3 separate regions of the Mus musculus genome follow, and all the other regions are linked to region 1. Evidence: chromatin loops called from intact Hi-C (ENCODE). Cell type or tissue: heart. All regions are shown on one strand. Each heading gives the region's core, and the rest is flanking DNA. Links, peaks and the distances in the headings are about the cores only. Region 1 holds the start of Nyap1 (neuronal tyrosine-phosphorylated phosphoinositide 3-kinase adaptor 1). Region 2 overlaps Agfg2 (ArfGAP with FG repeats 2). Region 3 holds the start of Agfg2 (ArfGAP with FG repeats 2).

The links. Peaks named below come from ENCODE experiments on the same cell type or tissue, not always from the same donor. Only the 100,000 strongest peaks of a DNase experiment are listed, where the experiment ranks them.
Region 2: it touches region 1 in a loop (2.4-fold over the local background); 13 of 42 quality-filtered maps call a loop at or near these places.
Region 3: a loop joins it to region 1, with 5 times the contacts of the local background. A loop is called at or near these places in 14 of 42 quality-filtered maps.

Annotation. Positions count from the first base shown.
Region 1 is chr5:137,737,342-137,747,568 of GRCm38, forward strand. It overlaps Nyap1 (neuronal tyrosine-phosphorylated phosphoinositide 3-kinase adaptor 1), which reads right to left and starts at 3,827. Exons shown (of 7, transcript NM_001347505.1): 1 at 3,710-3,827; 2 at 2,310-2,461; 3 at 468-814. The coding sequence starts at 2,377. It overlaps Tsc22d4 (TSC22 domain family, member 4), which reads left to right and starts at 8,628. Exons shown (of 5, transcript NM_023910.6): 1 at 8,628-9,073; 2 at 9,507-10,227. The coding sequence starts at 9,775. In heart, for the core only: CTCF peaks have their summits at 1,403 and 4,155 (motif pointing left); DNase peaks (open chromatin) are centred at 3,300, 4,070 and 8,650; H3K4me3 peaks cover 3,358 bases; H3K27ac peaks cover 3,190 bases.
Region 2 is chr5:137,665,888-137,676,114 of GRCm38, forward strand. It overlaps Agfg2 (ArfGAP with FG repeats 2), which reads right to left. Exons shown (of 12, transcript NM_178162.3): 2 at 1,794-1,887; 3 at 1,174-1,289. Among named protein-coding and RNA genes, the nearest start is that of Agfg2, 14 kb to the right of the region's middle. In heart, for the core only: CTCF peaks have their summits at 4,572 (motif pointing left) and 6,215; DNase peaks (open chromatin) are centred at 3,224, 6,114 and 6,674; H3K4me3 peaks cover 556 bases; H3K27ac peaks cover 2,907 bases.
Region 3 is chr5:137,678,700-137,688,926 of GRCm38, forward strand. Agfg2 (ArfGAP with FG repeats 2) reads right to left here and starts at 6,054. Exons shown (of 12, transcript NM_178162.3): 1 at 5,660-6,054. The coding sequence starts at 5,880. Gm15498 (a long non-coding RNA gene) reads right to left here. Exons shown (of 2, transcript XR_003956003.1): 2 at 6,686-6,942. In heart, for the core only: a CTCF peak has its summit at 6,005; DNase peaks (open chromatin) are centred at 3,726, 5,222, 5,352 and 6,152; H3K4me3 peaks cover 2,747 bases; H3K27ac peaks cover 3,568 bases.

The sequences.
Region 1 (10,227 bases), core at 1,090-9,089:
GCATGGGATTAAAGTTGTGTACCACCATGGCCCAGGTTTTGTTGGTTTGTTTTCCTGTTTTGGTTTTTGTTTTGTTCTTCTTATTGTTCCTTTTGTTTTTAATTTAGAGTTTTTTTTTTTTTTTTTGGAGACTAGGACTCACCACATACCAGAAACTATAATCTTACGATTTCTACCTCAGCCTCCTACCAACTCCAGAGTCGGCAGTTCCTCCTCACCTTTGGGTCCTTTCTTACCAGCTGTTTTTTTTTTTTTTTTTTTTTTTTAGGGAGTGTCTCCTGCCCTTGAATGGTTCATCTGAGGTCCATCTAAAAGAAACCCCCTATTCCTTTTCAGAATGGAACCTTCCACTTCCTTGGCTCTTCCCTGAATGAACCCTCCCAGAGCCCCCCCTGGCCTGGAATGGATCCTGCCGCTGCCAGCTTCCTCTGAAGAGGGATGGGGAGCAGGGTGGATGGATGTCTCACCTGCTTTCTTACTTGGAGGTGTCTCTGCCCCTGGTCCTGCCATGCTGAGCTTGGTGCTGGGGTGTCTCCGGGGCTTAGCTGGGGGTCTCCGGGTGCTGCTGTCCTCCGTGAGCCCTCCCCCAGGCCCACCACCTACACTGTCCATGCTGCCCACCGAGTGGCAGGAGAGAGAGCGTGGGGCCATGGTGCTGCGGCAGGGGTGAGGGGTGTGTTCCTGGGACGCGGGCATCGTCATGAAACCCATCCTGAGGGATCGTCGAAGCGAGGCAATGTCTCGCACTCGAACCCCAGGCCCTGGGACAGCCCCAGGCCCCACCGGGCCTGTGGGGGCTGCTTCCTTACTGGAGCTAGGGAGAGAAGACAGGATGGGGCAGAAGTTAGAAGGCAAGCCTCTACCTTGTTGTCTTCCATCTCAGGAGGAGATAGCATCTTCAAGGGTAGGACAACTGTGCTTCCCCACTGAGGAGGAGAATAGGAGCCTGGGTTAGGGATATCTGAAGGTCTAAGGTTTGCAGGTAGATTCTTTGGATTTAAGAAGAGCAAGGCAATAGGTAGGGGTGAAGGACAGCATATGATATCAGAAATGGTGTGTGTGTGTGTGTGTGCGTGTGCGTGTGTGTGTGTGTGTGTGTCTGGTGCTGACTGACCACCTAACTAGTACACAGCCCGTTATGTGCAAAAAGATGCAATCCAGGCAACAGCCACCCGACAGACAAGCAGACACACCTGCCCCTGTGGCTCCTCGCCTGTGCTGGCCTCTGGCCTTTCTGTATGTCCAGCTACAGTGTACTATGGCCTCTGTCACACCACAGGCCTCTTCTCCCAGAGGCAGGGTGTGATGCCTGAATCATCAGAGCCTCTCTCTCTCTCTCTCTCTCTCTCTCTTCCTCTCTCTCTCTCTCTGCTGCCCTCTCTCTGTCAGCTTCCTCACCTCACTTGTATTCCCTTTTCTCTGTCCCCGAGTTCTCCTCTGGGTGAGTGAAGGGGGTGGCTGGCAGGGAAGCTGGGAGACGCCGCCGCTGTGGGGTGGGCTCTCATTAAGGCCCTGTCTACTAACCCTTTATTAGGGAGAGATCACTGTAGTGATCACTCTGATTAATCTAATTAACGGCAAGAATTAAACTCCACAGTTGTGAGGAGGGATGAAGAGGGCTGGGAGGTGCTTCTGACTCAGGCTCCAAGAAGCTGTATAGTCAAAAGGGAAAGGAGCCAGAGGAAGCAGCCTGGGTTCCTCAGAGGTCAGAAGAAAGGGCTGGTGGAGATGCAAGAATGAGGGTGGGCACGGGGTCTCCACCTGACTCTTCTGCAGTACTTAGCCTAAAAATCCTTACACACACACACACACACACACACACACATACACACACCTGTCATTTAGTCGTACCCTCCTTCCAACAGGACCCTGACTGGTAGGGGATTACATTGAGTGCTCTTTGAGGTCCCTAAAATGACCCTTTCTCTGGACCCCACGAGGATGGTAGGGCCTGCCTGCCCTTTCCAAGGTCAGGTGACAAGGGAAAGCCAGCAGCCAGTCTCAAAATAACAGAAAAAAAGAGAGTCAGGAAGGAGGGACTTGGGCCCTTTAGGCATGGGAGCAAGCCACTAAGGTTCTTTAAGCTGGAAGTCGTTCCCCTGGCTAAATCCTCTCCCAAGAAGCCAGGAACAGGGCTGGGACCAAGCAAGTGCATGTGCAGCCCATTCTATGCTGAATAGAAAATCTGGGGAAAAAAAAACTCTTTGATGACAAAGCTGGTGGGCCCCCGAGAAGGGCTGTGGCTAAGCAAAAGGGGGAGGTCTGGTGCAACAGGCGGTGGGTGGGACAGTCGGAGGGCCCAGCCTTACCTCCGTTTGGCCTCCTCTTCTTTGTGCTGTCTCCACTCCAGCTTGGTTTTTCGGTAGAGAAGGTTCATGTCGTGGGGCAAGAGGTGGGGGCTGAGGGGCCCTGCTTAATGCCACCAGGCCCGGGGGGCGGCCCTCCCTGGGTCCCGGATCCACTTGATAAAGGGAACAGGTGGAGAGAAAAAAGAAGATATGGTTGGGGAGGGAGGAATGAAAGAGAAAAAGGAGCAGAGACGTGATTTGGGTCTTCAGAAAAGGAAAACACAGGCACAGAATATCCCATACAGTTTAGGGAACCCCTCCCAGACAGGCAGCCATAGAAGTGTGTGTGTCCAGAATCACACACCCTGACAAAGGTGTTTGGAGCCACAGACACTGAGCGATCAGGTTGGCACAGATTCCCATTCTGTGTAAATATATCCCGAACCACCACAGACAGACAGACCTCACAAGCATACAGCAACTCTGTAGGGACACAGCATATTTAGACACACCACAGGCCACAGACATATCTACAAATAGGGACAGACATAAAGGGGCACAGGTAAACACAAACCCAGGAACAACACACACAGACATAAACACCCACAGACACACCCACTGATAGATACACACAGACCTCTAGCACACAAATCTGCTATGGAATTGGCCACACCTACAGACAAGTTGTGCTCAGGGCCTACTTGCGTACATTGCACCCAGCTTGGGGGGGGGGGGAGTTAGGCTTCCTACCCTCTTTTAGGCCCTGAGGCTTAGTGGGGGGTTCATCAGGGCAGGGTGGGGATGCTGAAGGAAGGATGGTGATACTGAGTTGGGCAACTGAAATCCCATCCATCCATCTACCTTCACTCTCCGGAGTCCCCGCTTTTCCAATCCTGGGCCTGGACCTCCGTCCACCTCTATTCCAGCTCCCTGGTCCCTCAGCAATGGTTTCTGCCTCCCTCCTCTTGCTGATAGCCCAAATCAATCTACCTTCTGTCTGCTCCAGGATTTGGGAGAACCCCCGGCTCCCCCCTAGTAGTCCCGCCCTTGAATCCCACCCTGGCGGGGGTCTCCAGTCTGGCCCCATAGCAACCTTCTGGGCTTCGGCCTCCATACCTGCGCTTTGCGTCCCTTCCCCCAAACACACTCTCTCCCTTTCGCCTTCAGCTTCACGTCTCCTCCCTGGAGCCCCTCCTCACAGCCGTCCTCCTCCTTCCCCAGTTTGTTCCAAACCTGGCCTGCTTTAACCCCCCCCCCCTTTTCCATCCAAGGGCCCCAGGTTCCCGGGGCACCCCCTCCTCTTCCCCTTGTCCTGCTACCCTGGGTGTCTCCGCCTCTCGCCCCGCCAATTCCTCCCTACCCGTAGTCCCCCCATCACCACCTCCCCGCATGAAGCCTCCCCAGTTTCTACATCACCGTACCTGGCCTGCCGGGCGCCGGCCCCCCCATGCCGGGCTCCGCCCGGAGCAGGAGGAGGGAGGAGGAGAGACAGAGAGAGACTGGGGGAGCCGAACTGGGCCCTGCCGCAGAGACAGCCCCGCCTCCGGGTCCGCCCCCAGACCCGCCCCCGGCCCCAAACCCACCCTTCCACACCCTCCAAGGGCAGAGCGGGAACGGCGGTGCGGCGCTGCACCAGGAGGTTAGGGTGGAGGGTGCAAGGACTGCGGAGCGTACAGGGGATCTTGAGAGGATGGTCTTGGGGTGTGGGAGTTCCGCTCCGCAGCTTTCGGGCGTCTGGTTCTCGCCGACCCGCGCCCCCTACTCAGCCGTGTTGTGCTGGGTTGGGTCTCCCAAGCCCTAAGCGGAGCGGGGTGCTCAGCGGCGCCCCCCAGCGGAAGCCTGGAGGTCGCACCCACCCGCGAACCCGGTGCGCCTTAGTGCTCCCGGGTGGGAGGCTGCGGCTGCGGCCCCTGGGTGCTACCAAGCGGTGAGGCGGGCAGAGGGACTCCGAGTCGCCTGCCTGGAGATCAGCGCATCTGCTCAGCAGGGGGCGTGCTCCCTTGGCTTAGTCCCCGCCGTGCCCCCACCCTGCCACCCCGCCCTAGGTGCGGGGAGGGCACGAGAATTGGCTGGCGGTGCTGGGCCTCCTCCCCTTGCAGCCTCCCAGGCGCCCGGACCTTGTTCCACCGTGTGGGGCTCAAAGTCTTCCGCGCGTCCGCCCCCGCGCTCCAAGTCATTCCTTACTAACCTTTGACTCCGTGGGCGCCGCCCGCCAGGATCTGAGCGCACCAGGTTGGCCCGTGCGGGAGACCACCAGGGGCACCACCTGGGAGTGGTTAGGGATGTGACCTCACCCCTCCCCTCTTTTGACCTTTTCTCATCAGAGCTCTGACAAATTCCTTACGTGGATAGCTTTGTGGTTGGGTAAATTAGCATCGAGAAGACCTCTGCTGTATCCGCCAAGGACTGGGGGGGGGGGGGGGGGGGGAGATATCCCCTGCAAAATATGCACATCCTAATCCCTGGTACCTGTGGACGCTTTTCAATGCGGCAAAATCTATGCAGGTGTGTTGTGTGGCCCCAAGCACATCCCACTGCTTGTCTGAGCCATGTCTCATTTCACACTTGCCTCGATTAACCTTACTGAGGCTTGACACGCTGCGGCACACACCTGTGATCCCAGCATTCCTCAGGTAGAATCAAGAGGCGCTTCAGTTCAAGGTCATCCTCTGCTACACAAGTTCAAAGCCGACCGTGGCCTACATGCGACTATAAATAAAGACCTTAGGAAGGAAGAGGGTTGTAAGCACTTTGTAAACCAGCAGCCTATATAGGGATCCAGTTTGGAGGAGTAAGGGTACGTGGGAAGCTTGTTTCCTGACTGCAGCTACTACAGCCATTTTTACTATGGCGAAAATATGACAGACAAGACGAGCAAGACTGTGGCTTTTTAAAAATTTTCAGACAAGGTTTCTCTGTGTAGCCCAGGCTGTCCTAGAACACACTCTGAAGACTAGGCTAGCCTACAACTCAGAGATCCTCCTGTCTCTGCCATCGGAGTACTGGGATTAAAGATGTGTGTCAGCCGGGTGTGGTGGCGCACGCCTTTAATCCCAGCATTTGGGAAGCAAGGCAGATTTCTGAGTTTAAGGCCAGCCTGGTCTACAGAGTGAGTTCCAGGACAGTCAGGGCTGCACAGAGAAACCCTGTCTCGAAAAAAAAAAAAAAAAGATGGTGTGTCATCCATCTACATCTGTCTCTGCGCCTCTGTCTCTTTGTCTGTCTCTGTCTGTCTCAACATTTACCTAACCTTAGAATGTGGTCCGAGGGACTAGGGAGCTGCTCGGCAGCACATACTACTTTTGTGGAAGACTACAGTTCAGCTCCCAGCGCCCACACTGAGTGGCTCACAACTCCCTGTAATTCCAGCTTCAGAGGATTAGATGCCTGGCCTCCTCAGGCACCCGTACCAAATGGGCACATTCCTACACCCAGTCACACATACATACACATAATAAAAACAAGCCGTAAGACAGGCATGATGGGGCATCCTTTAATCAGCACTAGGGAGGCAGAGGCAGGCGGGTCTCTGAGTTCAAGGCCAGTCTGGACTGCAGCTCAGCAGGAAAGCATTTAGCTAACATGCCTGGGTTCACTCACTAGTACCAACACTACCACAATAATAGAGGTGATGAGAACTTTCCATGAGTTTCAGGTATGGTGGCTACGTTTGTGGTTCTTGAACTCAGATGTAGTAGAAGGGTTAGGAGTTCACCTGGCTACCAGCTTGGGCTACTAAAACCTTATCTTAAAAAACTTATGTGAAATCTGGGTGTGGTGACGCATGCCTTTAATCCCAGCACTTGGGAGGCAGAGGCAGGAGAATTTCTGAGTTCGAGGCCAGCCTGGTCTACAGAGTGAGTTGCAGGATAGCCAGGGCTACACAGATAAACCTTGTCTGGAAAAGCCAAAAAAAAAAAAAAAACCTAAAACAAACCAAAAAAAACCAAAACCAAACAAACTTATGTGAAGCAAAGCAAGGAGTCTAGGTATTCCCATAGAATCCTAATTCTGCCTTAGAAAAATAATGGAATGCCTCTGAGCCTCAGTTTCTTTCATCGAATATCTGCATTCATGCCATTGTTCTTCCCTATGGGATAAGGTGAAGGCTTAAATTTTTATTTTATTATTTATTTATTTATTGCAGAATCTTAAGTAGCCCAGGCTAGCCTCTTATTCACTATGTCCCAAGACTAACCCTTCAGGTAGTTTGCTGATGCTAGAGATGGAATCCAGGGCTTTATATATGAGGTAAGCACTCTACTAAACTATATTCCCAGCCCAACCAAGGGTTCTTTCTTCCTTTTTTCCCCTCCTGTCTGTCTGTCTGTCTGTTACTGTTGAAGCAGGATCTCATGTAGCTGAGGCTGGCCTTGAACTCTTCAGCCTCCTGCTTCTATGCCACCTCCCATGATCTGGGACTATAGGCATGTACATGCACTGCCACAGCCAGCTAGGATTTTTAAAATATACCTAAGAACATACCTAAGAACAGTTCTTTTTTTTTTTTTTTTTTTTTTTTTTGTTTTTCGAGACAGGGTTTCTCTGTGTAGCCCTGGCTGTCCTGGAACTCACTCTGCAGACCAGGCTGGCCTCGAACTCAGAAATCCGCCTGCCTCTGCCTCCCAAGTGCTGGGATTAAAGGCGTGCGCCACCACGCCCGGCTCTAAGAACAGTTCTGTTTGAGGAAAATTAATTAGAACCTATTTCCTTCCAAACCCATGAGTGACACCAGATGCTGCCTTTAGATCCTGCTTTGGCTGAAAGATTCTTGCCCAGAATGCCAGTATGGGTGCCAAGAAAGAAAAATGGCAGTTGGGAGTTCGCTTTTTTTCTTGCCAGTTGCAGAATAGACCCTTTATGTGTGTGCAGATTCTCCTTCATAATGATGAAGGGATAATATGGGACAGGTGGGAGAGGGCTGGAGATGGGAAAGAGCTGGTCTGTAGCCAGCTGGGATTGGTTCTCAGGTATACGCACGGGGTAGTTGTGTGGACATGGGTGTGTGTCCAAGCACTTGGGGAAGCAGAAGTGAGCAACTTCATCTTCCCATCTACCTAAGTGTTTATATGAGGGACAAAGATGAGAAGGTAGCAATGCCTGTTCTGGGCTGAGGAGTGGCTCAGCAGGTAAAAGTTCTTGCTACTCAAGCATGAGGACCTGAGTTCAAATCTTCAGTAGCCACATGAGAAGCCAGGCATAACCATGTGTGCCTATAACCTCAGTGTTGTGGAGAATAGATGTAGAATTATTGGGGCTTGCTGGATGCCTACCAAGCTATGCATTCAATGAGAGACCCTGAGTAGGACACCCAGTGTGGTCCTGTGGCTAACAAACACACACAAGTGTGTGCAACTACTCATTCATGTGCACACACACGCCACACACATGTCTACCCTACCACCAACAGCCTTCTTGGATAGTTTGCTTTCTCCAATTTTCCCTTTTTAAGAGAGGGAAACACCGTATCAGAGATTTGATTTCATATACTGGAGCAGGAGCAGGATAGACAGGATGGCTCAGTGGGTAAAGGGCCTTACCACCAAACCGGATGGTTGGCACTATTCCATCCTTGGACCCACATAGTGGAAGAGAAAACTGACTCCTTCAAGTTGACCTCCAGATCTACACATACATACATTCACAGTAAAAAAAAAAAAAAAAAAAAAAAAAAAAAAAAAAAATTCAAATATTGCAGCAAAATCCGAGAAAAGATATTGGAGGAATAAAACACGTTTGGGTACAGCTGATACTTGTTACAAGTCCATGATGGCGTGTATGGGCGTTCATTCTCCTAGTTCCTCTACTTTAGGGCATGTTTGAAAATTTTCATAGCCGCTCGCTTTTGAAAACAGAGTGGGGAAAGGAGTTTCTCGTGAATTTACGGTGAAAACCAGAGACGCTGTGACAAATCACAGCCAGTGGGTCACATTGACTATGTATTTATGGACAGTCAGGTACCCAGAACATGTCTGGCACGTTCCTTGAGACTCTTTTGGAGAACCTGCAAAAGCCTACAAGTAAGGGAATCCCTGGCCTCCCGCAGGCTCCTCCTCTTTTTCTCCGCCCTCATGCCCCTCCCTCCGAGGAAGAGTTGCCTGGAACCTGGCAGGTGTAGGGTTAAAGCAACCAGTTTGGGACCCGCAGCGGCAGAAGCTGCAGCAGCAACAGCAGCAGCTACAGCAGCAACTGTAGGCTGCGGCTGCGGCTGCGGCTGTGGCAGGCCTGGCTCCGGGCCAGCTGGCAGGGAGCCTTAGGAGGGAGGAGGGAGGAGGGAGGAGGAAGAGGGGAAGGAGGAGGAGAGGAGCAGTGAGCAGGCCCGAGAAGGCAGGACTTCCTGGTGTGGGGGTTGTCAACAGCCCAGAAAGAGAGCCAGAGACCCAGACCGAGACGGAGCGGAGCTGAGGAGCTGAGAGATACATCCAGTGGGGCCACGTGGGAGGAGCCTTGAGAGAGAGCCACTCAAGGGACTGGAGCCAGCGGGGGGCTGAGCCGCCCCCTCCCACAGCAACAGGGAAGACCCGTGGAGTGTTAACCGAGGCTGCGCCTGGGCTCCCCCGTGGAAGCGCTGGTTTCTTCTCGTCTCAACTGCAAACTTTCCACCGAGATGCCTCGCAGAGTGAGATGCGGACGCCAGAGAACACTGGGTAGCCCTTGATTGCTGCCTGCCGTGGCCTGCTCTAGGCCGCCTTAGGATTTAAAAAAAAAAGAGAGAGAGAGAGAGAGAGAGATCTTAGTCCCCCAGGTCTTCTCTCCAGCTCAGCTCGGTGGCCGAGGCCCGAGAGGTAGGTAGTTCTCCCGGGCTGGGCGGGGCGCTTGGCTTGGCGGGCAGTGCCTAACCAGCGATGGGGGAACTGGAATGGGGGTGGGGTGGGCTTGAGGCCCGGCAGAGGCCTCAGGGTGGCCCTTTCAGGGGAGGAGCCGATTCACCCCTGTGCCCCTGGCCATGGAGATACGTGTTGGGGACGAGTTTGGATCTCAAGCATGAAATGTCCAACTTTGGGTCCCAGCTGCTTCTTCCTGTTGTGGGTGTTCTGAATTCTGTCCCCTCTGCTCCGGTCTGTCATTTCTACTTGTCTCTGGGTCTCTAGTGGCTTTCTTCTTCCTCCCTCCAGTCGGCTCCCCCGAGAGGAAGCCCCGGAGGTGGTTTGGCCCCTGCTTTTTCTTTTGCTCACGTACACACACTCTCGCTCACTTTCTGTCTCTTTCTTTTTCCAGTTTGCAAGCTCAGCTTTGGGGTTTCAGCGGCGACAGCAGCAGGAAAAACCTGCCCCTGCCCCCCCCTCCTGCCACCTCCCCTCTGTACTCCAGTCACTAACCAGGCACCCCCAAGTTCCCACAAGGCCCTCCTGCCATGTCGGACCCAGACGTCCCCAGGGGCCCCGATGTCCCTGCCATGTGGCCCCCTTGTTCCAGAGGTGCCTGAGCCCCTCTCCAGGAGCCCAGCCCCTCCCCCACCCGAGCCCAGTCCGGAGCCCCAGGGACCATGAGTGGTGGTAAGAAGAAAAGTAGTTTTCAGATCACCAGCGTCACCACGGACTATGAGGGCCCAGGAAGCCCAGGGGCTTCGGATTCCCCTGTCCCACCGGCTCTCGCTGGGCCCCCGCCCCGCCTCCCCAATGGGGACCCCAACCCTGATCCAGGGGGCAGGGGCACCCCCCGGAATGGCTCTCCGCCACCTGGAGCCCCTGCCTCCCGTTTCCGGGTGGTGAAGCTGCCCCAAGGTTTGGGAGAGCCTTATCGTCGAGGTCGGTGGACGTGTGTGGATGTTTACGAGAGAGATCTGGAGCCTCCAAGCTTCGGTCGGCTTCTGGAGGGCATTCGAGGGGCCTCTGGAGGCACCGGAGGCAGATCATTGGATTCTAGGTTGGAGCTGGCTAGTTTGGGCATAAGCACCCCTATCCCGCAGCCAGGCCTGTCTCAGGGCCCCACCTCTTGG
Region 2 (10,227 bases), core at 1,473-9,472, 71 kb before region 1:
ACAGATATAACAGTGATCTTATTTTCCAACTTCTTTGTTGAGATGGCCCTTTCTCTTTCTGGGTGTTCTCTCTCTCTCTCTCTTTCTCTCTCTCTCTCTCTCTCTCTCTCTCTCTCTCTCTCTGTGTGTGTGTTAGAGATTGAACCCAGGACCTCCCACAGATTACACTGAAACCCTTTCGGTACTTTCTATTTTTTTAAAAGATTTATTTATTTATTATATGTAAGTACACTGCAGCTATCTTCAGACACCCTGGAAGCTGGCATCAGATCTCATTACAGATGGTTGTGAGCCACCATGTGGTTGCTAGGATTTGAACTCAGGACCTTCGGAAGAGCAGTCAGTGCTCTTAGCCACTGAGCCATCTCTCCAGCCCCGGTACTTGCTATTTTGAGACAGGGTCTCACTGACTTGCCAAGGCTGGCCATGAAAACATTTCCATAGCCCAAACAGGCCCTGCCCATTCCCTCCTTGTCTCCCAGTCTCTGGGGTAGCTGCACCACCATGCTTCCTCAGATTTCTCCTCATTCCTATAGAGAGCGATTGTGTATCTTATCCACCATGGAGCTCAGCCTGCCCTGACCTCAGTTCTGCTGCAGAAGACTCCCTTCCCACTCCCCAAACGTTCTGCAAGCATCTTAATGCTAGGATACCCCAATGAGGTGGTCTCGGAGATGGCCCAGTGGGTAAGGTGCTTGTTGTATAACCACGGGGCCTTGAGTTCAGATCCCATATAAAGTTAGGTGTGCTGACGAGAAGATCTATCAAGGGCTGGAGAGATGGTTCAGTGGTTAAGAGCACTGACTGCTCTTCTGAAGGTCCTGAGTTCAAATCCAGGCAAGTTTTGTAGATCAGGCTAACCTCGAACTCACAGAGATTCACCCACCTCTATCTACGGAGTACTGGGACTAAAGGTGGGCACCACTATCACTATGACCTTGAATTTTTAATTCTCCTGCTGTATTCTCCCAGAGTGTTGGGATTACAGGCATGAACCAATATGCCCAGTTTCAATTTGTTACTTTGAAGTCAGAATTTAGGTCTAACTGAATCTGGGAGTTGGGGGTGAGCAAAAGACCCATTCCAAACCTGGTCACAGAGAAACACCAGTAAGACTTTGGAAATGGGATTGTGGGCAAACTGCCTTGGATATGTCTCTTTCTTCCTTCTTACCATCTTTTTTTCTCATATTTTTCTTGGAGAAACTCCTTCACCTTCTGAGGATCCCTGGAATCTGGTATCAACGATGTCCGAGCATCAAAAAGACCGAGCCAGATTTTCCGACAGACCTGAAGGGACAGAAGCGGTAGAATGCCCGGAGTGTAAATGGCACTGTTAGTGAACCTCTGATTAATGATGTCAGGCTAATATACTCAAAGATAAAAGATCTACTGAACTTGGATACAGTGTGTGTGTTGGGGATCGGCATTCACCTACAAAACAGATATAATCCCTGCCCCACAGTTTATGATCGAATAGGTCAGGCCTTATGTAAACATATAATACACATAAGGCAAACGATAGCAGATACTAAAAATATGGAAGAAAAAGTTCATCCCAAAAGAAACTTTTGGGGGGCTGGCAAAAAAAAAAAAAAAAAAGCAGATGGCCTGAACTGGATCCCTAGGACCCAGATAGTGAAAGCAGAGAACCAACTCGTAAAAGTTGTCCTCCATTACCACAGACAGACAGACAGACACACTAAATAGAGAAATGTGAGGCAAAGCTCAAAGCTTTGCTACCAAGTGGCATGATTGCTGCAGCCTCCATCCCCTCCCTCAGCGTCTGCTCACCTCATTTCCACGAGATTGGAGGAACAGGACTTCAGGCTCAGTGAAAGTTGTCATGGAGATTGACTTGACTCGATGAGGGGGGTTCAGGCCTCTCCTGTAGGACAGAAATAGAGAGGTGAGCTGTGGCAGGTGAGTGCACAGGAGTGAGGATGGAGAAATGAAGTAACAGCACAGAAGATGGTCTCAGTCAGGACCCCATCCAGGGCTGGGGGCGTGGCTCAGCGGTAGAGCCCCTGCCTAGAATTCCCCAGGGAGGGGCTGGGGGCGTGGCTTAGTGGTAGAGCCTCTGCCTAGAATCCCCCAGGGAGGGGCTGGGGGCGTGGCTCAGTGGTAGAGCCCCTGCCTAGAATCCCCCAAGGAGGGCCCGGGGGTGTGGCTCAGTGGTAGAGCCCCTGCCTAGAATCCCCCAGTGAGGGGCTGGGGGCATGGCTCAGTGGTAGAGCACCTGCCTAGAATCCCCCAGTGAGGGGGCTGGGGGCGTGGCTCAGTGGTAGAGCCCTGCCTAGAATCCCACAGTGAGGTGCTAGGAGTATAGTTTATCAGTTAAAAATTGGTTGACTTAGTATACACAAGGCCCTTGTTTCTATCCTCAATATTGGAAAACAAAGACTCAAAAACTCATCAAAATGAAAGTCCTGCCAAAACAAACAAACAAACCAAGAAGAACAACAAACATCCCTGAGGAATTGGGTCATCAAGAAAGAAAGAAAGAAAGAAAGAGAGAGAGAAAGAGAGAAAGGGAGGAAGGGAGGGAGTGAGGAAGAAAGAAAGAAAGAAAGAAAGAAAGAAAGAAAGAAAGAAAGAAAGAAAGAAAAAGAGGGAGAGAGGGAGAGAGGGAGGGAGGGACAGAGGGAGGGAGGGAGGAAGGAAGGAAGGAAGGAAGAAAGAAAGAAAGAAAGAAAGAGAGAGAGGGAAAGAGGGAGGGAGGGTGGGAGGGAGAGAGGGAGGGAGGGAGGGTGGGAGGGAGAGAGGGAAGGAGAGAGGGAGGGAGGGAAGGAGGGAGGGAGGGAGGAAGGAAGGAAGGAAGGAAGGAAGGAAGGAAGGAAGGAAGTCAGTTTTACCAAGGACCAGCAAGATGGTTCAGTGGGTATAGGAGCTTGCTGATCTAAGGACCTGAGACCCACACAATAGAAGGAGAGAAATAATGCCCACAAATTCTTGTTTGACCTCCATGTGTATTGTGGCACCCCCCCATATACTAAATAAATAAATTTAATAAATTTTAAATATCCCAACTAGAAGCTAATTTCTAATATCAGGAAAAAATATAAATGAGAATATTCTGGAAACTTCAAAGGAGAGACAAGAAGAGAGACAAACACATTGTGATCCTGTCAGTGACTTGGGAGGAGGAGGCAGAGTGGCTGGCTCCGATCCTGTCTGGTGCTCAGCGTTTGGCTGAGGGGGTGACTTCTGGGAGCCGAGACACTCAGCCACATCCCATTTCTGGCTGTTATTCTAGATCTATGGCGACACGTCCAGAGATCTCGTGGGCTTTGCCAAGCATGAAGTCTGGCAGAAAAGGGACCCTTGACGAATGCTGCTGACAGTACCGAGAGAAGGCTGTGTCGAGAAGGGTGGGTATGCGAAAGCCAGCTGCCTTGCTCCCTTAGCAGAAGAATGGAGCTGTGGGAAGAATGGACAGCCCACCCCCTTCAGGCAGTCATATCTGGAACAGAAACATCCCAGGCGTCCCTCTTCCGAGAGCTTTTAACAAAGCAGGAAGAAATTTAAAAGTTCAGCCATGAGATGGAAAGACGGGCCACAGCCATGTTCTCATGCCTGTTCCGTTAGCTCCCCGGAGAGCCAGGTCTGTCCACAGACCGCGTGTGGGGATTTCATTAGAACAGAAAGGTTTCTTACCTATCCACTTGCCCTTCTGAGGTTCTAATGGGGAAACCAGAGGCTCAGCTAGGTGAGCACTTCATGGTTTCCCCTTTCTTTTCTTTAAGCTTTATTTATTATATGTGAGTACACTGTGGCCGTCTTCAGACACACCAGAGGAGGGCATTGGATCCCATTACAGATCATTGTGAGCCACCATGTAATTGCTAGGAATTGAACTTAGGACCTCCGGAAGAGCAGCCAGAGCTCTTAACCGCTGTGCCATCTCTCCAGCCCCCTTTTCCCTTCTGAAGTTAAATGTATCTATTTAATTATTCATCGTGTGCACACTTCATGGCCCACGCACGAGTGGAAGTCAGAGGACAACCTGCAGGACTCCAGTCTCTCCTCCCACCGTAGGTCTAAGTGCCCTCACCCACTGAACCATCTCACCAGCCCCCAGGTCTTCCTTGCTTTAGACTTTAAATCTTACTCCAGTCTAGAGCATTGCCCTCATCTTAAAACAAAGGCAGCCACGCCAAAACAAAGAAATTAGACCAGGAAGTAAAAGACCACAGAGGCACGCAAGAAAGTCTCTGATATCGAGGCACCTTTGGCTTTGAAATACCAGGTAGGGCCTCAGACCATAGTTTAGTTGGTAGGATGTTTACATGAAGCCCTGGGTTCGTCTCCAGCACTGTATAAACCAGGTGTGGTGGTAGATACCTATGACCAAAGCTCTGGGGAGGTGGAGGAGGCCATCCTTGGCTATATAGCAAGTTCAAGGCCAGCCAGGAATATGAGACCCTGTCTCAAAAAATAAATGAATGAAGATATGGGGCTGGAGAGAAGGCTCAGTGGTTTAGAGTTCAACCTGGGTTGAATTCACAGCAACTACATGGTGGCTCACAACCATCTGCATTTCCAGGGGATCTGATGCCCTCTTCTGGTCTCAGATAGCACTACTCCCACATGGTCCACACAAACATACAGGCATGTATATATGTATGTATGTACATACATACATACATACCATACATGTAAAATAATAAAATAAAGATATAAGTAGGAAAATATAGTCACACTCACAGGTAGCATGCACAGCATGAAGGTATCCGTGCCAAGTTTGGAAGAATTGGCCGTGACCATGCCAGCATAAGTGATGGCAGAGCGTGGAGACAGGGCAGATGCCAAGCCACAGAGTGAACAGTGAAGGCTGGCTTCTTCTGGGTGATAAATTGCTCATTTAAGGGGCTTTAGAGAGGGCTGGGACACAGGAGGCTACAGACGAGGTCATTTTCCAGCCACTCTGCCACTAGACTTTTGAGTAAAGACTCTCCAGATGCCCTTATAAAATGACAAGCAGTATCCAAGAGGGTGACATCTAAGGAAAGATGAGAGGGAAGCAGACAGCAGAACTTGGGTCCTGTAGCAAACAATAGCTCTTAAATAGGATCTCTCCTGGAGTCTGCTGGGATCAGGTTTCCCAGGCAGTCTTTCTCTGAGCGCTTGCTCACTAATGACTTGATTTAGTTTGGTTTTTAGTCTGAGGCAGCCCGCTTCCGTCTCGGATTTTTGAGACAGGGTCCAGGTTGGCCTCGAACTTGCTTTGTGGTTGAGGATGGCCTTGATCCCCCAATCCCACTGTCTCTCCACTTCCCAAGTGTTGGAGACCACCATGTGCCTTGCTATACAGTGCTAGGGGCATCATGTACAGGGCATGAGCACTCTACCAGATGAGCTATAGCCCAGCCACTCTAGTAGCTGAGGAATGACTCTCAAAATTGACCTCTGGTCTCCACATGCATACGCGCGCGCATACACACACACACACACACACACACACACACACACAGACACACACACACACACACACACACACAGACACAGACACAGACACACACACACACACACACACACAAACACACATACACACCGGGTGGGGACTCAGGAAGCCAAGTGTATTCACTGCAATAGATGCCATCCAGTTGGACACTTGATGGATTAGGGAGAATGATTCAGGATGTTAGCAGTGGGAAAGGAAGAGAACTGGTCATGGGAACAGTGAAATTTATTATGTTTACATTAGAAAAGCAGATTCTAAACCCATCATAAGAAGGTCGCTGACATTTCCTGAAAAGGACAACCAGGAACTGTTAGCAGTTGTAAACACAGAGGCGCTTCCTTGTGAGGGGGACAGGGAGGGGAAGGAGAGGGAGGGGAAACTCAGGCAGGAATCAATCAAAAGCAGACTGCATAGAGCAGCAGACTCACCGTCTGCCCGAGTGTGGACAGGAGGGGTGTTTTAGGAGGGGCGTTTTGGGAGGGGAAGATGAAGGAAGGCTGGGAAGCAATTGGAAAACACAGGGCCTGAATGTATCTGAAGGGAACAGGATGTCTCTGCAGTACAGGACAGAGAGCACCGCTCTGACCTTGGTGTCTGGGGACTCGATTATGAATAACCACAGTCAGTCTGGGGGGCAGGGAGAACACTCCAGAAGGAGGCTGCAGCCCAGGGAAGAGGGCCTATGAGTCAGACGATGTCTCTCTGAATCATACGGAGGCTACTGCTGGCTAGGAACACAGATGTAGAAACCCTTTCCTGCCAGCAGTGGCCTAGGTGTTTTGCATTTAGTTGGGTCCAGTCCAGGGTCATGTGAGTTTCAGGGTCATGTGATGGGCCAGATGTGACTCACTGGCCTGGAATGAAACAGACCCAACCCTCTGGCTAGCATCCAGTGTCCCCAACAAAACTCAGGTCTTTCCCCACAACACCCCCAAATGAGAAGGAGCTACTACTCTTGTGTGATGGCACACCCATGCCAGACAAACTCAGAATTAAATTTACTTGCCCAGCCTGAATAGGGCAATCATTTTAAATTAACTTAAATTAGTTTATTTGCGTGTGTGTGTGTGTGTGTGTGTGTGTGTGTGTGTGTGTACATGCAAGCCTGTGGGGAGGCTGGGGAAAGACATTAGAGTCCGGGTCTATCACTTGATGCCTTATTCCCAAGGCTGAACTTGGAGCGAGGCTGGCAGCCAGAAAAATCCCAGCAATCCCCCTGCCTCCATCTCCCACACTGCTACTGTTACATGTACATGCCTAGCTTTTCACATGGGTGTTGGGGATCCGAGCTCAGAGCTCTTACCCACTGAGCATCTCTGAATCCCCCGGAGGAAGCAATAGAAAGCAAACTGACTACTATGGCTTGAGCTTTAAGTCAGTGTTATTACCTACATTCACTCCTTTCCCTTCCTACTTCTTTCTGAAGTATGGTAGCCTAGGCTAGACCTTGAGCTTGCTCTATTGCAGAGGACGATGCTGGAATCTTCTGCCTCCACCTCCCCAATGCTGGGTTATACTGGTGTACCCTTGGTAGCCCATACCCAATTTATGACCTCATGACCAACCTCTGGGCTTCCTGCATGCTAGCAAGCATCCTACCAACCCAGCTTCATCCCCAGCCCCTCCTCTCCCTCTCGGTCTCTTTTGAAAACCAGGCTCCTAATAGCATCCAAAAGACTCTGCTCTGCAAAGGCAACTTCTTGCGTGTACAGACAACCAGTCTCCCAGGCCTCTTGCTGTCCCTCTCCCCTCCCCTTTGATTTTATTAAACACTAAACACACAAGTATCTCCACCCTACCACACCTTGCCACTGTCAAGCTGGCCTATATTTTTGCTTCTATCTCGATCCATGGAAGCATCAAACCCGCTGAGAGGCTGAGATAAGAAGGTTCTGTCAGGTCAACAGTGGAAAAAAACCAGTTCCACCCAGCAGCTAACTCCTCACATCAGTGCCAATTTCAAACTCGGGAAGTCCTTTCCTCTGAACGCCTGTGTTCGGATTCATACAACCTGGATTTGGGTCTCTTTCCTGCTAGAAGCTCCACTCTGCTCCTTGTAATCAAAGGATAGCCAAACCCGTTCAGTTCTTTTCTAACAAACAAATAAATAAGCCTTTTTCATCAATCTAGGTAGCGTGTGCCCTAGCACACGTGTGGAGGTCAGAGGGCAGCAGGTAGGAGTCCCTTCTCTCTCCCCACAAGTGTCCTGAGACTTGAACTCAGGTGGACAGGCTCAGGAGCAGGCTCCATCAGCCACTGAGTTCATTTCTTTGACTAATAACAAGAAGTCCCTGCTAGGGGTCTCAACAGTCCCGACCCTGCTCAACGACCAATTTCACTAATTTCAAAAATTGACATAAATTCTTCTTCAATCCACTTCACTCCTTGTTCAACTGTGAAGATAAACAACACTCCCATTGTGCAGAGCTGGGCACGCATCTGACAGCCCTGCTGGCTCCTCTCCCTCAAGCCTTTTGCACATTTCCCCTCCTTGTTTCTGTTTGTCACCTGTTTCTTTTTCCCACCTCCTAAGTGCCAGGATCACAGGGGTGTGCCACCATCCCCAGCTCCTTTTTCTTTGTTCTGTTTTTAAAACTATCTATCTATCCATCCATCCATCCATCCATCCATCCATCCATTCATCCATCTATTATTTATTTATTTATTTGATAACAAGCACCTTTGTGCACTGGCCCACCTCACAGGCTCCCTTATTATCTATGTATTCCTGGTGTGTGGGGAGGGACACATGTGCCCCAGAGTGCTTGTGGAGGTCCAGAGGACAACTTTAGGGAGTCTCCTTCCTCCTTAGAGAGACTAGGGATTAAACTCAGGTTCTCAGGCTTGGTGGTAGGACTCCATGAGCCAGCTTACTAGCCTTTCATTTGCTTTCTTGAGATTGGAGCTAGGTAGCCCAAGCTAGCGTTCAGCTTGCAAGTCATTCCTGTGAGGGTTTCAGACCTAGGCCACCATGCCTGGCTTCCTTTTACCTTCTTCTGCATCCCGTATTTATTTATTTCATTTTTTTATTTTACGTATGTGAGTACACTGTAGCTATCTTCAGATGCACCAGAAGAAGGCATCGGATCCCATTACAGATGGTTGTGAGCCACCAAGTGGTTGCTGGGAATTAAACTTGGGACCCCTGGAAGAGCAGTCATTGCTTTTAATCACTAAGCCATCTCTCCAGTTGTTCATGGACCTCTAATATAACAAATAAGTAAATCGGGGGTAAAGTGATTGATTAATTAGCACGAGGACCTGAGTTTGATGTCCAGAACAAAAGCCAGGCCACCAAGCATGATGGCACACACGCCTTTCATCCCAGTGCTCAGGAGGCGGAGGCAGGCAGATCTCTTGAGTTGGAGGCCAGCCTAGTCTACCAGAGTGAGTTCCAGAACAGCCAGGGCTATGCAGAGAGACAGTGTCTCAAAACAAAACAAAACAGCCACCAGCTGGAGAATGCCTGAGGAACAACATCAGCACACAGACGCACCCCCACGCACACCCATACACATAAGGCTAAATCAATAAGTCAATGAAACTGTGCCATTTACCTCTGCCCAGTAAAGGTGCCCATGAGAGATGAGGGAGGAGAGGAGGGAACACAGAGAAATAAACAGGGCAAGGTACAAATGCAGTTTCCACTTCAAACAGATGGAAAAGTACTGAATCAGCGGACGGACAGACAGCCGGTTACACCTTCCTTCAGTCTGCCAAGAGACGGATCTTCATCAAGAACCACTTCTGGCAGGCCGGGTAGGGAAACTGAGGCACGTGTAATTCAGGGGCTGGTTTCAAAGGAACACATCTCTGTAGACACCTCCCTGGAGGACTGCCCGAGTGAAGTCTGACTGCCATGGTCAGAGTAAAGCTAGGCAGGAGTCAAAGGTGGCCATCCCTGAGATCCAAAGCAGTAAAGGGGGACCTGACAGCCGGGGCACAGAAGCACGGCTTGCTTTGGTGGACAAAAAAGATACGTAGCATTTCTCCTTCCACACAGTGGTTGACCCATGGGGACTCTGAAGAAAGCGTGAATACGAAGGATCATCTAAGGAGTCAGGGGAAAGGCTCAGCAAACACAAGGACCAGAGTTCGATCCCCGAAGCCACATGAGGAGAGCTGGATGTGGTGGCTTGCCACTGTAGTCTCAACCCCAGGGAGACGGAAACAGTGGACTCCCGGTTACATGCTCCACACGCAGCCTAGCTTCATCAGGAGGTTCCCAGCCACTGGAGAGACCCTGTCCCCCAAAACCAAGGTGGGTGGCACCTGACACACCAGGTTATCCCTTAGGCCCCACATGTTTGTGTGCACACACATACACACAAACACAAACCATTATAAAAGGCAATAGAAGGACTGGAGAGATGGCTCAGGGGTTAAGAGCACTCAACTGACTGCTCTTCCAGAGGTCCTGAGTTCAATTCCCAGCAGCCACATGGTGGCTCACATGTATCTGTAATGGGATCTGATGCCCTCTTCTGATGTGTCTAAAGATAGCAACAGTGTACTCACATACATTAGAGAAAGAAAGAAAGAAAGAAAGAGAGAGAGAGAGAGAGAGAGAGAGAGAGAGAGAAAGAAAGAAAGAAAGAAAGAAAGAAAGAAAGAAAGGAAGGAAGGAAGGAAGAAAGGAAGAAAGAAAGATGTTTTTAAAAAAACGACGGCCGGGCGTGGTGGCGCACACCTTTAATCCCAGCACTCGGGAGGCAGAGGCAGGTGGATTTCTGAGTTCGAGGCCAGCTTGGTCTACAAAGTGAG
Region 3 (10,227 bases), core at 1,435-9,434, 58 kb before region 1:
TCTCTGAGTTTGAGGCCAGCCTGGTCTACTGAGTAAGTTCCTGGATAGCCAGGAAAAAAGGCAAGCAAAAAAAAAATAATAATAAAAATAAAGAAAGCTCCTGCTTTGTGGGTGTACTTGACGTAGCTAGAGTCTTCTAGGATGAGGTAATATCAATTGAAGAACTGCCTGCCTCCATCAGACTGGCCTGTAGTTAATCCTCTGTGGGAGCATTTCTGGATTAATGATTGACATGGGAAGGCCCAGCCCACTGTGGGTGGTGCATCCCAGGGCAGGTGGTCCTGGATTGCATAAGGAAGGTGAACATGGAGAACAAGCCAGAAAACAGCACTCCTCCATGACCTCTGTTTCCATTCCTGCCTCTGTTTCCATTCCGGCCCAGACTTCCCTTAATGAGGGGCTGTGATTAGGACATGTAAATCAAATATACCCGGGGCTGGAGAGATGGCTCAGCGGTTAAGAGCACCGACTGCTCTTCTGAAGGTCCTGAGTTCAAATCCCAGCAACCACATGGTGGCTCACAACCATCTGTAATGAGATTTGACACCCTCTTCTGGAATGTCTGAAGACAGCTATGATGTACTTACATATAATAAATAAATAAGTCTTTTTAAAAAAATCAAATATACCCTTTCCTCTGCAAGTACCGTGTGGTAAAACACACATGGTGTTTTACCATAGCAACAGAAAACAGACTAAGACAAGGCAAGTGGGTTCAGCCGCTGAGCAGTCTCTCCAGGTCTCTTCTGTACATCATACCTTAATACATGCTCACACTGCCATGCAAAACACCCCGGGCTCTGCTGTACTTGATGAGACACTACTACTTATACACAGATAGGCTCCACTGCGGTAAGCTAGTGAGCTGTTACTGCTGTATCTCCATCGCTGGGGCTTCAGTTACTCAGCTGTAATCTGTCAACTACCCAAAAAAGACATATGCAGGCTGCTGGATTACTGCTGTTTCTCCCTAACCATCAGCACAAAATCCTAATGTATGGGCAATCAACTTTACGGACCTTCAAGGAAATTCAATCTAATAATTTATTTATTACTCTGTGTGAGTGCCTGTTCAAGCCACGGCAGGAGTGTGGGGGTCAGAGGACAACCTTTTGGAATCAGTTGTTTCCTTCTACCAAGTAGGTCATGGGTATTGAACTCAGGCTGTCAGCCTTGGCAGCAAGTCCCTCTAGACATCTCATTGCTAGTTGAGTTCTCTTACTTAACCCCATGGGAACAGACGACCCCCAGCCGCCTGTCCAGTCTGAGGCACTGGCAGCCCCAGCAAAGCTAGCCCTCTTGGAGTCTCTTGAAGGATTAGAACAAATTTCTCCTACCACATCTCCATTAGGCCATAAGACTCTCTATCCAGTGTTTGCCTAAGTCGCAGGAGTCAATGATTTAAAACAAAAACAAAAAAACATTGCAGGGCTGGAGAAATGGCTCAGCAGTTAAGAGCACTGACGGCTCTTCCAAAGGTCCTGAGTTCAAATTCCAGCAACCACATGGTGGCTCACAACCATCCGTAACGAGATCTGACGCCCTCTTCTGGAGTGTCTGAAGACAGCTACGGTGTACTTAGAATAATGAGTAAATCTTTTTTAAAATTACATTAATTTTTGTTTTACGCTTTAAAAAAATTATTTTTATGTGCTTGAGTGTATATGTGCCTGTGTACCACGTGCACGCCTGGTGTCCTCGGAAGCCATCGGATCTCCTGGAACTGTAGTTACAGGTAGTTGTGAGCTACGATGTGTGAGTGCTGAGAACTGGACCCTGATCCTCTGCAAAAACTACCAAATAATGAGTCGTCCTCCAGTCTCCAGCCATTCGTTTGTGAGTGTGTGTGCACGTGTGCGTGCCTTACATATGAGCCCTAGTGCTCCCATGAAGATCAGAGGACTTGAAGGAGTCTCTCCTACCAGGTGGGTCCAGGGAATCAAGCAAGCACCCATAACCACAGGGCCATCTCCCCAGCTCCGGCAGGTGTGTGGCTTTTCATTCATGAGACCAGCAGCTGGGAGTGACCTCGAGGGAGCGGTCTAAGATTCTACAAATTGCGCACTGATACGAAGCAGTTAACTTCTCCAGCACAAGAAATCAGGTTTTTAATATGGCCTAGATCCCTTGTCCTCCCTTCTGCTCTGGTTGTGGGATATTCATTATAGAAGACGAAGGTTATCAGGGGATACTTGAAACCAAATCTAGTAAGTGGTAACAATGTCGGCATTTCCTGCTTATGCAGAGCTTTATCTTATCAAAACCCTAGGAAAAAAATATATTTTAAAGCTCAGCGTTGTAGAGCATGTCTTCTATCCCAACACTTGGGGGGTGGGAGGGGGGGGGGGCAGAGGTAACCAGATCTCTAAGTCTGACGACATCCTGGTCTACATGGCCAGTTCTAGGACGGCCCAAGCTGTATGGCGAGACCTTGACCCCCACCAATATTTTTTTTAATTACATGTATTTATTGTCTCTGTGTATACACCTGTGCCGCAGCCTGTGCGCATAGGGCAGAGAACAACTTGGGGAATCAACTCTTCTTCCCTTCTCCCAGGTGGGAACTGAACTCAGGTCAGCAGGCTGGGCAGCAGGTACTTTTATCAACAGATTCATACCCCTCCCCCTATCTCTGTCTTTAAAAACAAGGTGTCCTATATCACAGGCTGACCCCAAACTCACTCAGTAGCTGAAGGTGACCTTTAAAAAGGTTGCATTTTGTTTGGCTGGTTGGTTTTTATTAGTACCCACTGGGATCTGGTTTTACTGTTACTGTTTTGTCTGCATTTATCTATTCTTAGATGGCATCTATGAGTGTTTCGTCCGTATGTCTGTCTGTGCACCACATGCATGCCAGAAGAGGATGTTGATTCCCTTTTGAACAGACGGTTACCGATGGTTGTGAGTGCTGGGAACTGAACCTGGGTCTTCAGCAAAAGCAAGAAGTACTTTTAACTGCTGAGCCATCTCTCCAGCCCGAGCCCTCCCTGAGTTCGTTATCTTTCATGCCATCACCTCTAGCCATTAGAACAGAGGAACAGTTTTCCTGACAGCCGTCGTCCCCCAACCCCCAGCCCCAGGGCCTAGCTCTGAGAGATCATAAGGCTTCTCTTCACTTCTATCCAGATGCAATAATTTGATTTTCCAGACTGGGGGGCAGGGGGCTGTGGCTCAGTAGTAGAGTACTTGCCCATCATGTGCAAGGCCCTGAGTTCAAACCTAAGTATCAGAAAAGCAATACAGATTTCCCTTCTCATAACATTTCAAGATTTATGCTTTCTTTTGTATTATATGCTATAATATACAGGATATCCATGTGTATATGTGTTCACATGTGTCTGAGTTTATATGCATGCAAAGGCCAGTTGACTTGGGTACCTCCCTTGACTGCCATCCACCTTATTATATATAGAGGCCAGGTCTCCCTTCTGAGCCAGAGCCTCTCAAGTGCTAGGATCACAAGCAAGCCACCTCGTTCTCCTGGCCTTTACCTGGGTTCTGTGAACCTGACCTCGGGTCCTCACGTTTTCATGACAAGTACTTTACCCACTGAGCCATCCTTTCAAGCTCATACACTGTCCTCTATACGGGCACGGGGTGTATATGGATGGTTTAGCCAAACAATCCAGGCCAGCCTCAGTCTCCCCGGGTGGTCACATACATGGTGGTCCGTGTCCAGCCACAGTGGTAGAAGGGAGGCTGAGAACACTGGTGGACTGGGGCTACAGCTCAGTCCAAGTGCACCCTTAGTGTTCATAAAGGCCTGGGTGGGACCCTGGCACCTCACAAGTCAGGCTAGTGCACACCTGTAATCCCTGCGCTCAGGAGGTGGAAACAAAAGTCATTCTTAGCTACACAGTCAAGGCTAGCTTAGACCACATGAGACCCTGTCTTAAACAACAACAACGATAAAACCATAGACATTTTAAGAAGAGGGTGACAATGTAGTAGAGACATAGTTCCACACGGTCTCCTAGGACACCGGGATCTTCATTTCTGGTCTCCCCACAATCCTAGCTCGTACTAAATGACAAACGCTGGGAACAGAATCCTCCATATGGCACTGGGTAAATTACTAAACCTCTTTCTACTTTTGATCTCCCATCTGTCGCAAAAGAACAATACTCCTTGGTTTTTTTTTTTTTTTTCAGGCTGGTATGCATATAAGAACAGGAGAGCTTTCCTTATTAAATAAATAAATAAATAAAATAGCAGTGTACTAAAATACTAGAAAACCAGACAAAAACGAGTCCCTAAGAAAACCAAAGATCTCGAACCCAATGTTAGTCAAATAATTCCTAAGGAGAAGGAGCTTACTAAATAACTAGAAATCTGGGGTGGTCTGGGCTGAGGGTAGCATTGTGGATTTTACAACCAAGCCTCTGCTCCCCAAATTTACAGTTTACCAGATGAGACTCGGCAGTACACTTAGGAAAGACCCCAAAGCATGCCTGTAACCCCAGCCATTACAGAGGTAGAGGCAGGAGGACTCTGAGTTCCAAAGCCACCCCTAGCTACATCATGAATTAAAAGTCACCGTGGACTGTATGAGACCCCGTCTCAAGACAAATTAAAAAAAAAAAAAATGGACTGGTGAGCTAGCTAGCTCAGCAAGTATGGGAGCTTACAGCCATGCCTGTTGACCTGAGTTTGATCCCCAGGCCCCACACGTAGTGGAAGGAAATTGCTGATTCCTACAAGTTATTCTCTGATAACCACACAAGCCATGGAACCTACATGTCCCTACAGTGCAAAGTAAAGAAATCAAATGCAACTTTAACGGGGGCAGAGGACGAAATGGGGAAAAGAAAAGAATATGCCATTCTGATCCTCATCTCTTCGGGAAAGCTAAGCTGTCCGCCAGGATAACCCTTTGGCTCTCTGCCCTTAGTATATTTCGTAAGTCATCTACCCTCTAGCTAGCATTCCAGAGCCTGAAAGATTAGGATCTGCACCTGATCCCTGGCTTCATACCTGCCACTCTAGGCTGTCAGCCTGGGCTAATGCGTGGAGCATTTTCCATTCCCTTCTAGGGTACTTTTGTCTTAGGCTCGACTTCCCTATTTCTTTCCCTTCTCCTTCCACCCCGTTCCCCTCCGCTCCCCTCCTGGTGGAGCGGCAAGGGTCTCATGGTTGGCCTTGAACTCCTGATCACCTCCCCCTCAGTGTTGGGATTACAGGCGTGTACCACACTACTCGGGTTTTATGCAGTGCTGTGGATGGAAACTCAGGGCGCCGAGCGTGCTAGGCAAGCACTCTACCAACTGAGATACAATGCAACCCCAGCTAAAGTTCCCTTTAAAGGTCTATGTCAATTTCTGGCCCTTTAAGTCCCTCCCCCACCCCACCCCAGTCCCTCCACACTTTCTCTCTCCCCACCTGCAATTCGCCTTCGCCTCCCCCAGGGAGTTTCTCCAATCCTCTCCTCGTGTCCTTCTACAGCCCCCACCCTCCCTCTGCAGCGCGACTCCACTCCCGTCTTCTGTCCCCCTGCGCTTTTTCCCTTTCCCCCACGACACACCTCTGCAGCAGGCGACCTTCCACCGCCACATCCAATGCCGGGGCTACCCCTCTGACCTCCTGGATCGCCCCGAGCTCCTGCAGACTCACTTCACCCGAACCAAACCCAGTTCCCCCCCCCCCCCCCGGATCCACTCACAGGAGGCCGGAGCAGGTGGTGCAGACGAAGCTGCCCACGGTGATGTCCACATACGTGACCCCGCGCTGGGCGCACTCGAAACAGTGGCGGTTCCCGGCCTGGCTGCAGCCGCCCAGCTCCCGCACTCGGCGGCACCACACCTCCGAAGCGGCTTCAGCCTCCGCTTTGCTCCCTCCGACCCCGCCACCCGGGCCCGGGCCCTTCTTAGCCGCCATCACCATCTCTCCTCCAGGTTCCTCTGCAAGTCAGCGGTCGCTCCCCTTTAACCGCTCGCTGCCTTTCCCGCCTCCGCCGCCTTCGCACGCCCGGCAACCCTGACACCAGCTCCTGCAGCCCCGACCACGACCGCGAGAGACTCTGCCGCCCCCTTCCTCGTCCTGTTCGGCACGCTGATTGGCTAGTCTCCCCCCACCTCCTTGCTTTAATTGGTTCGATTCGAGACGGCCTCCGGTTGCTGGAGCCTTCAGAACCACGCCCCACTGCCACCCGGCCTTCTGTCTTTTCCATTGGTTCACAAAGACCCCCACCTTGCAAGTACAATGCGTGCCCTCCTCCTTGTCCCCGCCCCCTCTCGCCACGGACTCCTATGCTGACTCTGATTGGTTGTTAAGGTTGCAAAATTAGCGTGCGAGAGAAAGGAGGTGTTCGGCGCGTGCGTAGTGCTCATCCTCCGGATTGATACTAATTCCCGCCAAATTTCAAAGGCTCGTTCCAGGCTGAGCCAGGAGACAAGAAAATCGGAAAGAAATTGCCCTAGGATGAGCTGGAGGAGAAAGGGAAAGACAGAGAAGGGGAGTGCTTTGTAAAAGATACTTTATTTATCCAAGTCATAGAAAGAGCCCCCACTTTAGAGTCAAGTTAAAAACCTGAGGTAGGATGCAGAAGGGATGAACGGCGTTTGCCACTAACCTTCATTCCCACTCCTGTAAGAAAACCGACTCCTATAAGCTAGCTGCCTTCTGATTTCCATGAGTACACACACACACACACACACACACACACACACAAATAAATAAATGCATGTAAAAAATATTCAAGAAAACATGTTGAAGTGGATCACAGAACTGGTTTGTGGCTCAGTCAGAATTTGAATCTGAGTCTTTTGATTTTAAAAGCTCTGCTCCGTGGCCAGGGATGTATCTCAGCTGGTAGAGTGCACTAAGCGCGAGGTTCAAGCCCCCAGCACTGCATACAACTCAGCGCGGTGGCACAGGCCAGTAATTCCAGCATTTGGGAAGTGGGGGTAGCAGTAGCGGTACTTCAGAGTCATCCTCGGTCACTGCCTGGAAAAGGAAAGGCTGAGAATAAGCAGGTTTAGGGATGCTGGCAACCATAAGTCAGGACTTTGGTTTCAGACATGCCAATGGGATGCGGGCAGATGAGAGATAGGTTTCTGAGTTATTGGTACCCAGGAGCCCATGGGCTAGATGAGGTTGCTTAATTGTTGTCATAGCTGCAAGTGTACTTCCCCCTGAGCTGTGGTGATGCCAAGTCCCCATGTACACATGCAAAGGAACCATTTTGCTTCATGTAAACCATGGCTGCATGCCTTGGATTCCAAGCAGGTGGATCGCTGTGAGTTTTAGGCCAGCCTGGTCTATGTAGTGAGTTCCAGGGGATTACACAGTGAAATCCTGTCCCCCACCCCACCCCCACCAAAAAAAAAGCCTCTTGTACATTTTCAGAGTTCAGCGTTCAGCATTTCCCTGTGCTGGCCATTTCTTGCACAGCTTCTCTTTAGCCAGTGGTTATTTCTTCACCCCTTAAAATGTTACCCACCACAAGTGAATAAATGGGCAGGAATTGGGGTGACCACTAGACTCTGATAGCTTCCAGTCTGTCTTTTGCTACAGGGTGTGGTCTGCAAGAGCAACCAGAGGGTGCGCTTCCTCCTCCTGTCTCTACTCCACCCAGGCCATATCAGAGAGTGACAACCCTATTTCCCCTCATAATCAGCAAGAGCACAGGCAGCCCGGGGACTCCCTCTTCTGCTATTGCTCCTGTGGCCTGGTGGGGAGGGCTTGGTGGCTTTCCTGGTAAGAAAAAGGCCCTTCGCCCTTGGGGAGTTAAGTCTACAGAACCCAAGCAATAGGGGGTGGGAGGTAGAAAGCAAACTTTTTTTTTTTTCAGCATGTTGCAGTGGGAGCTGAAGAGATGTCTCAGCAATTAGGAGCATTTGCTGCTCTTCCAAAGGATCCAAGCTTAGTTCCCAGTTCCCACGCTGGATGACTCACAATCATTATTACTCCAGCTCTAAGGGATCAATGACTTCTGTCTTCAGGACACTGGCATGCATGTGGCAACCGCCTCCCCCCATCAGAGCAACACACACACACACACACACACACACACCAATAATTGGGGGTGGAGGAAACGGTAGTCATAGCCTAAGTTGGTACTTTAGTCAGTTAAGTGCTCACTGTGCAAGCATGAAGACCTGAACTTTATGTGAAGAGACCCATGTGAAAGGCTACATGATACATGCTGGTAATCCCATTTCTGGGAAGGAGACAGGCGCATCCAGTCAGCCTAGCCTAGCTTAATCAGGGAACCCCAGATTCAAATGAGGGACCTTGTCCCAGAAAACAAGGCAGTGAAGAGTTTCTTATGGTGGCAAACACATTTAATCCCAGTACATGGGAGGCAGAGGCAGGTAGATCCCTGTGAATTTCAGGGCAGCCTGGTCTACATAGCAAGACAGGACTACGTAAAGATACTCTGTCTCCTCCAGCCCCCACCACCAAAAGCAAACAAACAGAAAACCAAGGTGCTTAATAATAAGAAAACAAGGGGCCGAAGAGATGGCTCAATGGTTAGGCGTATTAGCTGCTCTTGCAGCAGACCTGAGTTTGATCCCCAGTACCCACATGGTGGTTTACAAACATCTGTCCCAGGGGATCTAAAGCCTTCCTCTGACTTCTAAGACCCCAGGCATGCATGTGGTATACACAGACATATGTACAATCAAAACACCCATACACATAGAATAAGATAAATACATCTTTAAAAAAAAAACTTTTAAAAAACCAGTGAGCCGGGCGTGGTGGCGCATGCCTTTAATCCCAGCACTTGGGAGGCAGAGGCAGGCGGATTTCTGAGTTCGAGGCCAGCCTGGTCTACAGAGTGAGTTCCAGGACAGCCAGGACTACACAGAGAAACCCTGTCTCGAAAAAAAAAAAAAAAGGCTGGAGAGATGGCTCAGCGGTTAAGAGCACCAGACTGCTCTTCCAAAGGTCCAGAGTTTAAATCCCAGCAACCACATGGTAGCTCAAAACCATCCATAACGAGATCTGACGCCCTCTTCTGGTGTGTCTGAAGACAACTATGGTGTACTTACATATAATAAATAATAAATAAATAAATAAATCTTTAAAAAAGAAAAACAAAAAAAAACAACCAAACAAAAAAAAAAAACAAAACCAACCAAACAAAAAAACCTAGTGGATAGCTCCTGAAGCCTACACACACACACACACACACACACACACACACACACACGAGTAGTAATAGTGAAAGCTTCCCAGACCGCTTCTATTCAATTTCTGTCTTGGATGGAAAAGACTTGACACTTCATGTCAGCTACTGGATCACATATTCCCATCAGCATGAGAGGGTCCAGCCTCCCAGGTGTCGTCTCCTGGATACCACTAGATCAGTTTTCAGGGGCCATTTCATTGTCATTATTTGGCCAGCTGCTTCCGGTGCATTGGAAATATGATAACAGCTCTTGCCTTCTTTGGTTGTGTGCATGTACATGTGTGTGCACAGGTGTGTATGTGTGTGTGCGCGTGTATATGTGTTTGTGTATGTGTGTGTGTCTGTGTGTGTGCATGTGTGAGTGTGTGTATGTGTGTTTGTGTATGTGTGTCTGTCTCTGTGTGTGTGTGTGTATGTGTGTTTGTATATGTGTGTGTCTGTGTGTGTTTGTGTATATGTGTGTGTGCGTGTTTGTGTATGTGTGTTTGTGTATGTGTGTGTGTCTGTGTGTGTGTATGTGTGTTTGTGTATGTGTGTTTGTGTATGTGTGTGTTTGTGTATGTGTGTGTGCGTGTTTGTGTATGTGTGTTTGTGTATGTGTGTGCCTGTGTGTGTGTGTATGTGTTTGTGTATGTGTGTGTGTCTGTGTGTGTGTATGTGTGTTTGTGTATGTGTGTGTCTGTGTGTGTGTATGTGTATGTGTGTTTGTGTGTGTCTGAGTGTGTGTGTGAGTGTGTGTGTGTGTGTGTGTGTATGTGTATGTGTGTTTGTGTCTGTGTGTGTCTGTGTGTGTCTGTGTGAGTGTGTGTTCATCTGGATATAAAAATCAACCTCAGGAGTTGTGCCTCCATTGCTGGGCACCTTGCTTTTTGAGACAGAGTCTTTCACTGTCCTAGAGATAATTGATGAAGCTAGGCTACCTGGCAACAAGCCCTAGAGATCCATCCCCCTGTCTCTGTGACCCAGAGCTGGGATTTCAAACGTGTGTCCCCACACCTGGCTGAGAGGTGGGGACTGAATTTAGGTCCCCATGCTATACAAATGTCTTACTGACTGAGCTATATCTCCTGTCCATTTCTCTATTCACCTAG